Regions from separate parts of the Homo sapiens genome. Here region 1 is linked to region 2. A link is a contact called in ENCODE Hi-C or POLR2A ChIA-PET data. All regions are on one chromosome and are shown on one strand. The core of a region is the stretch at or near the end of the contact, and the rest is flanking DNA. Distances in the headings are between cores, read along the strand shown. Region 1 overlaps ABHD2 (abhydrolase domain containing 2, acylglycerol lipase). Region 2 holds the start of POLG-DT (POLG divergent transcript).

The links. Hi-C counts contacts between places; a loop is a spot of excess contacts on that map. ChIA-PET counts read pairs that join two places held with the same protein, here RNA polymerase II (POLR2A). Pooled maps may share reads with other maps.
Region 1: a map of IMR-90 shows a loop between it and region 2 (15-fold over the local background). The contact joins the enhancer-like site here to the promoter of POLG-DT in region 2. A Hi-C loop is called at or near these places in 11 of 168 maps with a recorded cell type or tissue (CD4-positive, alpha-beta memory T cell, GM12878, IMR-90 and 7 more), 7 of 37 single-sample maps with no recorded cell type and 21 of 50 pooled maps. POLR2A ChIA-PET finds 5 or more read pairs at or near these places in 7 of 52 experiments (AG04450, Caco-2, H1 and 4 more).

The regions. Positions count from the first base shown.
Region 1 is chr15:89,201,502-89,206,919 of GRCh38, forward strand. ABHD2 (abhydrolase domain containing 2, acylglycerol lipase) reads left to right here. Exons shown (of 11, transcript NM_152924.5): 11 at 1-854. It also overlaps the pseudogene LOC124903574. Among named protein-coding and RNA genes, the nearest start is that of RLBP1, 17 kb to the right of the region's middle. Within about 2 kb of position 3,355, at least 3 of the 41 ENCODE cell types and tissues checked have a DNase peak (open chromatin) inside an H3K27ac peak, as active enhancers do.
Region 2 is chr15:89,332,121-89,337,655 of GRCh38, forward strand. POLG-DT (POLG divergent transcript) reads left to right here and starts at 2,367. Exons shown (of 2, transcript NR_186332.1): 1 at 2,367-2,734; 2 at 3,067-4,041. POLG (DNA polymerase gamma, catalytic subunit) reads right to left here and starts at 2,704. Exons shown (of 23, transcript NM_002693.3): 1 at 2,553-2,704; 2 at 976-1,793. The coding sequence starts at 1,634. It overlaps POLGARF (POLG alternative reading frame), which reads right to left and starts at 1,689. Exons shown (of 2, transcript NM_001430120.1): 1 at 976-1,689. The coding sequence starts at 1,689. TRR-TCG1-1 (tRNA-Arg (anticodon TCG) 1-1) reads left to right here and starts at 2,953; the gene lies at 2,953-3,025. RefSeq lists enhancers at 1,972-2,473, 3,343-3,442, 3,453-3,522, 3,863-3,912 and silencers at 2,163-2,762, 4,720-4,889.

The DNA of each region.
Region 1 (5,418 bases), core at 2,105-4,604, 130 kb before region 2:
GCAAAAATTGTACCATAAACTTGTGTTTACTCTTTTCATTCGGATCATAGTCAAAGGGCTGTAGCATTACTGAAACAGTCACAGTTGACCCTGGGTCAATAATTCCACTGTTGGGCCTCACACAGTACCGGTGAGGCACGGTAGTCTTCACTTTGAAACACACTTTTCTATCCGATGGATTTCGCAATTTAAGATTTGTAGTGACTACATCTGTGAAGGGGCCTTTGAATTTGAGGTCTATGGGCGGGTCGAGGACCAGGATCTGCTCGTGCTTCGCCGTGGCCCCGGAGGCAGACGCCATTGGAGAGACAGCGCAGAGCAGGGGGCGGCTTGCTCGCTGGGGGCGGGGGACGATGGCGAGAGGGGAGGGGGAGCGAGTTCGCATCTCTCCTTTTCCTGGTTAGACTCTGTTCAACCACATTCTTATGTTGGCAGATCTGCTTCCAGATTGATTTTTAGAGCACCATCACTTTCACATTCCTGATTCTGATTTTGTTTTGTTTTGTTTGGGTTTTCTGAAACTTAAAATGCTGCCCCGAAAATACTATATTTTTGAGTTTGTGTTCTGAAAGCCTCCGTGCTGCTGGATCTTTGGGGGGAAATACAGGATCCTTCAGCACTGAGGTGTTTAAGATTTGCAACTAGCAATGCAATTTTTTCTAAATATGGGGATATTTACCTTTATTAAGAAATTATACTAAACATTGATGTCCTTGATCATTTTATGTTCTCATATTACTTTTGATTCTACTATGATTGTGTGGTGGTGAACAAAGATCATTACAAACAAAAACTGTAATTTTGTTATATTTGATTCAATGGAATTTACCTAAAAAATAAAGACTAAAAATGTGGTGTGGCTATGTGTCCTTTGTATAGTGCCAGTTTTCCATCTGAAAGGATTCTTCCTGTGTCTTCACCAAAGTATGAGATTAATGGAAATACACAAAACCCCATTTTTGCACCACAATTGATGTTAGTCCATCCTTGCAAACAAATACCAAAACCTTGACCAGGCCACAAGTGTCTTCACAACCCCATCTTCTCCGGGCAAGAAAGCCAAGAACTAAAATAAGTGAAGTATCTCTTTTCTACTTTTTTAATTTTTTAGAGAGAGGTTCTTGCTCTGTGGCCCAGGCTGGAGTGCAGTGGCATGATCACAGCTCACTGCAGCCTTGACCTCTTGGGCTCAAGCAGTCCTCCTGCCTCAGCCTACCGAGTAGCTGGGACTACAGGGACTTGCCACTGCACCTGGCTAATTGTTTAGTTTTTAGTTTTTTGCTATGTTGCCCAGGCTGGTCTCAAACTTGAGTTCAAGTAGTCCTCCTGCCTTGGCCTACCAAAGTGTTGGGATTACAGTTGTAAGCCACCATGCCCAGCCTCAGTGTTTTAATCACTTCTTAAAGTGGATCATGAAGACAAAATACAAGGCAAGGTGTAAATGGTGCTTGCCGTGTGTGATTTGTATGCTTTTCCAATAATGTTCTTTGAAAAGAACAGGTGAGGCCGGGTGTGGTGCCTCACGCCTGTAATCCCAGCACTTTGGGAGGCCGAGGCGGGTGGATCACCTGAGGTCGGGAGTTCGAGACCAGCCTGACCAACATGGAGAAACCCTCTCTCTACTAAAAATACAAAATTAGCTGAGCGTGGTGGCGCATACCTGTAATCCCAGCTACTCAGTAGGCTGAGGCGGGAGAATCACTTGAACCCTGGAGGTGGTGGTTGTGGTGAGCCGAGATCACGCCACTGTACTCCAGCCTGGGCACAAGAGTGAAACTTCATCTCAAAAAAAAAAAAAAAAGACTAAGTGAACATTTCCTAAGTCAAGATTATATTGGGTTGGTTGGGTGCTGGTGGTGTTTTCTTCTTTGAATCTGTCTGAACCCAAGCTAAGGGTCTCCCAGGACCAAGCACTGGCTCAGCCAGGAGGGTTCTACCACCCCCAAGAGACACACAGCTCCCTTCCCTCCTTGGCCACACAAAACCTTCGTCAAGTTAGGCAGGGTGGGGAGTGTTAGCTTTAGAAGTTGTGCATTAACAAAACCTAAAAATGCCTAGTGGCAAATTTCAAAATTCTTCCCTCTCTGGTCAGCAAGCTTTCCCTCGATTCATATCCCCCACAATATAGCCAGACTATTTTGGCCCAAGAAAACCAACTTGCAAAGAATACTACCTATGAAAAGACTACATGGAAGAGATTTCAGGTCCAGGGCATTGGGGAGGTCAGTGCCAGCTGCATGCCAATGTGGTCAGGCAGGACCAGTAGCACACATAGCTGCCCTCTCCTGAGGCAGCCATACAGCATTTGTGTTCAGTGACACCTCACTCACTGCCCCAGTCATGCTACTTTTTATTTTACCTTTCATTAACTGGCCTCTCTGCTCTAGTCCTATAGGGAGTACTTTCCCTTGGTGAGGATCAAACACCTTACTGGATGGCCCTTCATATGACAGCCTCCCCTCCTCACTTCTCTCTTGGGTGTCTTTAGAGGGAGTTACATGAAAGTGCTACCATATATCAGAGTGGTTGAAAGACATGACGGGCAATTTGGCCTCGAACTGGTGAACCCCTCCCCAAAGGGGATAAAATTAAATACCTCTCTCCATGTGGCTTTGTGTCACCCACACCTTCCTTTTGAGTCATGCTATCTACCACATTTACCCCAGCATCTCTGCTGAAGACTGGTTTCCTCTTAAAGTCATTTCCTCCTCATCTGATGATAGTTGGTGAAATTAACCTGAAATATATGAAATTCTCATTTCATTGTTTCTTCTCCCTTCTGCCTGCACCTCTCCCATCCCCAGAAATAAGTGAAACAAACACTGGAGACAAAGCACGAGTAACAACAGAGCCAGAGAGATTTGGAGCCAGAGTTGCTGGGTCAGGGTCCCATCCTCGCCATTTCTAGCTCTTTGATCCTAAGCAGGATTTAACCTCGGATTGTTATTTATTTATTTATTTATTTATTTATTTAATTTACCTATGGGAATAATTATACTAAGAATGCCTACCTCAGGATAATTGAGAGGTTCAGATGATATTTTTCAGAGTGCTGATGTTACTTTGGACAGTGGTTTGGCTTGATCTGTTTTGTTCCCACTCATACATCATCTCCAAGGTAGAAACTACAAGCAAAGTGTCTGACATGGTCCAGCTCCACATCAAAGCGTCTAACTGATGGGCTGCGAGGAAAGCAGAGCCCGTCCTGGTTATAGTTTCCAAAAACATTCCTGGGCTCAGAAGTGCTGACGAGCCACGTTGTGTGCACCATCAAACTCTAATCCTTGTCTTTTCCTTCATATGTGGGCACCTTGAGAAATCAAGGTGTATACATGTCCTGCCTACTGGCAAGGCGACTTCCGGGCACAGCCCCACAGTGGAACTTGCTTATTCTGGGACATTTAGCCTGTCAGCTGCAGTCTTCCCACAGGGCTCCTGCAGCCTTCTTCTCTGTTCTCTGCTCACATGCAAGGTTTGCCTTTAAACCCACAGATATGAATACTTACTAGAGTGGGGGTTCCTCCATATCCTCACCTCCATATGTCAACATACAGGGTTTAAAGCAGTGCACATTTGAGCCACCTGCTGGGAGGTAGACAACCACGGTTTTGTAAGCATTGATTGCCTTCTCTCTCTCTCTCTCTCTCTCTCTCTCTCTCTCTCTCTCTCTCTCTCTCTCCTCTCTGACAGGGTCTCACTCTGTTGCCCATTATTAATAGGAGAGCAGTAGTGTGATCATGGCTCAGGCAGCCTCGAACTCCCAGACTCGAGATCCTCCTGCCTCAGCCTCTTTAGTAGCTAAAACTACACTGCATTTGGCTGATTTTTCCTTTTTTTTTTTTTTTTTTGTAGAAACAGGGTCTTGCTGTGTTGCCCAGGCTGGTATTGAACTCCTGGCCTTAAGCAATCCTCCCGCCTCAGCCTCCCAAAGTGCTGGGATTACAGGTGTGAGCTGCTGTGCCTGGCCTGATTGGTTGTTTAATGTGCAATCCTCTGGGGGTCTTGTTAAAAATGCAGATTCTGATGCAGCATGTCTGAGATGTGGCTCCCATGGGGAGCTCCAAGGTCCAGCCCTCCTTGGACCGCCCTTTGAGTAGTGAGGCTCCAGGAGATCCCACAAGCTTCCAGATTTGACAATTCTGAGCTTCCTCAACTCCAGAGCCAAACCCCTAACCGAAAGTGGGATCAGAGGCCAGGCATGGTGGCTCATGCCTGTAATTCCAGCACTTTGGGAGGCCGAGGTGGGAAGATCACCTAAGGTCAGGAGTTCGAGACCAGCCTGGCCAACATAGTGAAGCCCTGTCTCTACTAAAAATACAAAAATTGGCCGAGTGTGGTGGCATGCACCTGTAATCCGAGCTACTCGGGAGGCTGAGGCAGGAGAATCGCTTGAAGCTGGGAGGCAGAGGTTGCAGTGAGCCGAGATCACACCACTGCACTCCAGCCTGGGTGACAGAGTGAGACTCTGTCTCAAAAAAAGAGAAGAAAAAGAAAAAAAAAAAAGGGGGGGGGGGATCAGCAGTAGTCCACTTCACCTCTTTTCCTGCTAGCTTGAGTTAAGAGAAAGGTATACCTCTTCTAGTAAGGCTTTGCCAGGCCCCCAGGCAGCACTAACCTCCTCCACTTTCCCCTGGGTAAACCCGAGGCAGTGGCCAATCTCATTGAGAGGCTCTCTGAAGCTGGTGCCCGCTTCCTTCCTGAGACCTCCACCCACAGCTTGATGAATTGCCTCCAGACTCTGCTGTCTCCATTCTCCCAACGTCCACATTAGCATGGCAGAAATGCACTGCTGCAACCTTCCAACCCTCAAATTACTTTGATGAGGCAGAATCCCTGCCTTATCCCAGATGTCCCCAGAAAGTGTCGGGTGCGGTGGCGCATGCCTGTAATCCCAGCACTTCGGGAGGCCAAGGCGGGAGGCTAACCTAAGGTCAGGAGTTCAAGACCAGCCTGACCAATGCGGAGAAACCCTGTCTCTACTAAAAATACAAAATTATCTGGGCGTGGTGGCGCATGCCTGTAATCCCAGCTACTCAGGAGGCTGAGGCAGGAGTATCGCTTGAACTCGGGAAGTGCAGGTTGCGGTAAACTGAGATCTCACCATTGCACTCCAGCCTGGGCAACAAAAGCGAAACTCCGTCTCAAAAAAAAAAAAAAAAAAAAAAACAAACAAACAAACAAACAAAAAAAAAAATCAGATATCCCCAGAAAGGAAGTTGTTATGGGCACCAAATGGTTGTCATAAAATTCACGTTTTGTTGTCCCCCTTCCCATAGCTGGTGGCCTTCAAAAGAGTATTTTATTGTCTCTCTCCAATAATGTGGGGGCCATTTGTAGGAATCACACACACAGGCAGCTGGGATTTTGTGAAGCTGAGCACGTCAGATTTTAACATTGGTAGTCTTCAGACACGTTTTC
Region 2 (5,535 bases), core at 1,117-3,616:
CAAGTTACATATTCTAAGTAGTGTGATTCTCATTGTAACTGGAACTCAATCAATGCAGAATCATCTAGTTTTGCTCTTTTCAGCCATTAATGCCTACCTTATCTATTTAGCCATGTTTTCACCATTTTCAACTGCATATTTAACATTTCGCAGCTTTCTTTACAAAGATGTAGCTTCCAATAGGAATAAAGAAACTGCCAACTTTTTTGCTGGCCATGCCTGAAAGCATTAAGGTTGTAAATAGTATTTTAATCCTGGAATGAAGAATAAAAAAAGGGGAGAAACAGTACTGCCATCATTGTTTGAAAAAGAAACTTGGGTAGCACTTAGAAAGTTATTTAAAAAGAAAAGAGAGATTGGATATACTTGTTTGGGACCAAAATGCCTGCTTGGAAGGCTGGGGGAAGGAAGCAATGTTTCTCAACTAGGGGTGGTCAACCAGATGCCACCTCAAGGGGGCGTCTGGAAACGTTGCCGGCGGGGGCAGGGGGGCGGGGGGGTGTTGGTCTGGCGTTTATGGGAAAGGCTGGGGATGCTAAATGTCCTATACTGCCTGGGACAGTCCCACAAAAGGGAGCTTTCTACCGCCCAAAATAATTAATAGCTCCCCAAATAGAAACACTGTTCAAATGACTTTTCAGACTAACTTCTCATGACGCTATTAGGAGAGGGGGTAAAGGCACCAAATCACCGTGATCTTAAGTGGCCTCCCGAAGGTCTCATGTACAGCGCTCTACTGTGATTCTCTGCGTGGCCTTTACTGCCTGACATTTACTTGGGTATTTGCTTACTGCCTGTGATCTTCCCACCAGAAAGTGAGTCCCACATAAACAGGGGTCTAGTCCTAATTCAACACATCAGCGCTCCCTACGTGAGCACCCAGCCCGTAACAGGACCTCAGAAAATGTTCACTGAAACAAACTATTAAGCTGGGCCCCCATGCCTGCTTATGTCCCCAACCCTGCCCCTACTTACCAGGCCGAGGGGGATATGGCCACCGCCAATGTGGGGCAAGTTCCCTCTGCCAAGCAGACCTCCACGTCGAACACCAGGGCCCGCTCCTCGGGGATGGCCACGGGTACGGCCTCCCCCTCGGGGCCGTACCGGGTCCAGCCCTCCGCCCAGGCCCAAGCCGGGGGCTTCGGGGGCAGCTGGGCCTGCAACAGCAAGTTGGCCGCCTCCAGGTAGGGCAGGCTCTGCTTCTGGGCCAGGAGGCGGAAGTGCTGGTCCAGGTTGTCCCCGTAGAGGGGCGGCAGGCGCAGCTCCACGTCGGGCAAGGGCACGGCTGGCTGCCCCCAGAGCCCGTGCTTCTGCAGGTGCTCGACGCTGCGGCGCACCGCGGCCTCGCCAGGCATCTCCCCTCCTTGCCCGAAGATTTGCTCGTGCAGCCCTCTCGAGAGCATCTGGATGTCCAATGGGTTGTGCCGCAGCTGCCCGCCCTCCGAGGATAGCACTTGCGGCTGCTGAGGCTGCTGTTGCTGCTGCTGCTGCTGCTGCTGCTGCTGCTGCCGCCGCCGCTGCCCGTCGCTGGGGTCGGACGCGGGGACGGAGCTGGAGACCCAGCGCCCCGGAGCTGGAACCGGCCCTGGCCCGACGGTGGCGCCGGCCACCTTCCTCCAGAGCAGGCGGCTCATGGTTGGTGCAGGGACCCCCACGCTGGGAGTCAGAACACCTGGCTTTGGGCTCCAGCTTGGCTTCTTTTACTGGCTGGAAGACGTGGAGAGAGACACGTCCTGTCTCTGCTCTCCTGTCAGTGAAATGGGTTTGACCATGCCTGCCTTCCACCCCAAATCCTAAAGGAGACAGATGATATAAAGCGTTATTTTACCATATATGTAATAGGTGTATCCATAATCATCATTCCTTGAGCATTTACTGCGTCCCCAACACTGTGCCAGGCGCTTCAGTTGCATTTTCCGTTAAGCCTCAAAACTTGGGAAACGTCAATACCCCTCCTGGGGGAACCGGGGTCCACGCAACTTCGTCAGTGAACCCACGTGGGGAAGCCGAGGGCAGCGAGTAAGAGAGCAGTATCTGGAGTAGGGCGACGCGGTTTTGAACCCCGCTTCTGGCTCTCTCGAGCTGTGTGACCTTGGGCAAAGCTCCTTAGGCCCTGATATCCTATTCTGTAAAATGGGATTACGGATTCTGCCTGTCACACCGGGCTGCTGTCTGGGGGACACAGGGCGCCTATGTCGTGCGGCCCTGCTCTTGGCAAGCGCTCGGCAAATGGTGGCTGCCATTACCGCGACCGGCGCGGGCCTAGCGTCGAGAGGTGCCAGCGCCCGGATTCGAACCCGCAGGGTGGGCCGCCGTCCCCCGGGACCCACACCCACACCCGGACCACGGCCCACCCGGCCGAGAGCGTCCTGCAGGAGGAGTCGGCGGCCACCCCCGTGCGCCCCGCCGCCCGCCTGCGCCCGGCAGAGGCGCCGCGGTGCGCCCTGGGACTAGCCGCCGCCCTGCTCCGGGCCTCGCTCCCTGACTGGAGAGGGAGGGGCCGCGCCGTCGCTCAGCGACCCGGCCTCCCCGCCGCCGACCCCGCCGGAAACCTCGGTCCTCACGGTGCTTCCCGGTCTGCTGCTCCCCCGACCCCAGGCCCACGGCACGGCGTCCCCCTTCGCGCGGCCTACGCAGCCTCGGGGTAGCGTGTGGCCTCCACCCGGCCGGTCCGCTTCGCTGGCAGCCGCAACTTCCCGTCTGCACCCAGCTAGGTCCCGCGGCTACCCGAGAGGCAAGCGGGAGACTCCCAGCGCGACCAATAGGAGGGCCGCCAATGGAGCGGTCCGCCCGCGGGGGGAGAAGGGGGACTTCTGGGTGGGCTCTCCCTGCGGAACGCGCGAACCAAAGGCCAACCTCCCCTTCTCAAGGAGCAGGTGGATTGGTCCCGAGCTAGCTGGTGGGCGGAGGTGACGTTTTTATAAGTTGCTCAAGAGACGGTAACAACCGACGGGCCGCGTGGCCTAATGGATAAGGCGTCTGACTTCGGATCAGAAGATTGCAGGTTCGAGTCCTGCCGCGGTCGAAGGGAGGTTATGATTAACTTTTAGTTTATTCCTCCCTCAGGAACGAAGTATTGGGACAATGTGAACGTAGTCGCCGCCGATTCCCACCGCACTTCAAAGATGTGGGAACGCCAAGATCCGCGGAAGTAACCACGCCCAGCAAGTCCCTGCGAGATTGCCCGCCTACGTGTCTCAGCGGAGGCACATTTCTAAAATGTACCAGGTCTCTCGCACCCCGACGCAGGTGGAGGAAAGTGGAGAGGGAGGGGCATCCTGTACAGAAATCTCAATTTATACTCAATTGATGGTTGGCAAGAGTTGGGGCTCGCAGCCAAAGCGAGGCTCCCTCCCTCGCCCATCCGGTGCTGCCTCCTCGTCCAGAGCAATTCTGAGGGGTAAAAATGTTGCCTTCCGTTGAACCTGAATTTGCCCGCAGATGCTAGCCTCCGGCCCACAGCGCGGCTGGAGCTTGTCCCCTTCCCCAGCTGTTTCCAGTCTCCGCATCCGTCTTGTGTTGCTCCAGGTGCTTCAACAGCTCTCAGCGCTCGGTGGTTGGTGAACTGTGGTAAAGTGCACGCAGAATAAGGTCTACGTGATTAAGCACCGCCTGGGGGTTGGGGTCTGGAGGCCCAGCTGCACAGATGAAAGGGAGGCTCAGAGACGTTTGGGACCAACCGAGATCACACAGCTGATTAGGAATAAAATTCAGGTCAAGCTGAAAGTCGGCCGCCACCGTCCAGCGTGGATCCCAGGACACCGTGAACGGACTACAGAAGTTGACTTTCGCGTTTTTAAGGAGTGGGGTGCAGGGAAACAATCCTCCGCCGGCCCTGCGGGCTGATGCCGACCCTCACCTGCTCCCGCCACGTGGAGAGGTAGAGAGAAGCCCCGGGCCAAGCAGCATTGAGCCCTGGTCCCTTCTATTTAAATATGAAATATTTTGCATACACTTTTCTAGATGTACTTAATATACACAATGTTTTAATGTTTGTGATTTTTTTGTTTTGCCAAAAAAATACAATCAATCAGAAATTCATCTGTTTTTTTTTTTTTTTTCACATAACTGTTGACTTTTACAAAATACTGGAAGGAGAGGCTCTCAGCTTAAATCAGGGAGTCCCTGAATGGGGAAAACATTTTCATCTTGTTTCTTCTAACCGCCTACTGATACTTGGCATTTCCTCCAATTATGAGCATAGGCTGTCAGCCACAGTGGTATTAACAGTGCCTGTGACTTTGTCCCCTCCAGCAACCACAGATATTTTCATAACGCATTACAAGTGCTGCACATTTTTCAAAATTTGTTTGCACTTATCTGTACTTCAAAATAACAGGGGTTACTAGACTGCCACTAGATCCTGTTAGTTAATAAGTTTACCTATTTGTCCTAATATTTGAATACCTTTGGTGTCCTTTGTAATCCTTCATGTTTTATGTGCTTAAAAACACTATTCTTCCATATAACCAAAAACTGCCTGTACCCCTATTGAAATAAAAATTAATAAAACATATTTCACAGAAAAAAATTAAAAACAGAAACACTACTCTAGGCCAGGTTCAGTGGCTCACGCCTGTAATCCCAGCACTTTGGGAGGCTGAGGTGGATGGATTGCCTGAGCTCAGGAGTTGAAGACCAGTCTGGCCAACATGGCGAAACCCCATCTCTACCAAAAAAATACAAAACTTAGCCCGGCATGGTGGTGCACGCCTGTAATCCCAGCTACTTGGGAGGTTGAGGGAGGAGAACCTCTTGAACCCGGGGGGCAGAGTCTGCAGTGAGCCGAGATTGCACCATGGCACTCCAGTCTGGGCAGCAGAGTGAGACTCCATCTCCCCACTCCCCACCAAAACAACAACAACAACAAAAAAAAGAAAAAAAAGAAAGAAAGAAACACACTATTCTAAGAAGGTGTCTATGACACAAAAAAGCTAAGAACCCCTGGCCCAACTGTCCACAGGGGCTGCTGTTGCTGGGCCTGATTGGCCTCTCCTGAGATTCAGTCTCAGGAGATGTCCATCAAGATGCCTGCTCCTCCCATAGACTACTTGAGACTAGCCTAGTGCCCTGGTCCTGGAATTAGAATCTTCAACAAGGACAAAAACGGTTGATACTGATTCCTGCTGAGGGAGGGTACCTGGAGGCCTGCACCCTTCCTGCCAGGCTACACCCTGTTTCCAGGCCTTTCTGAACCCAGCTCCTCCACTTCCCCTGCCTCCTTTTCTAGGAACTCCCCCACGTCCTTCTAGAAAAGTCTGTCCTTGATAGTGGTTCCTGAGAAACAGTTACATTTTCCCACAATTCCCTGGACCTCTCCCCCCACAGAGCAAGAGGCAAAGTTCATTAGGACCCCTGTCCTCATCAAAACACTCCGTACTTTTTTTCTTCTTCTTCTTCTGAGACAGAGTCTTGCTCTGTGCCCAGGCTGGAGTGCAGAGGCGTGATCTCAGCTCACTGCAGCCTCCACCTCCCAGGTTCAAGCGATTCTCGTGCCTCAGCCTCCGGAGTAGCTGGGATTACAGGTGTGTGCCA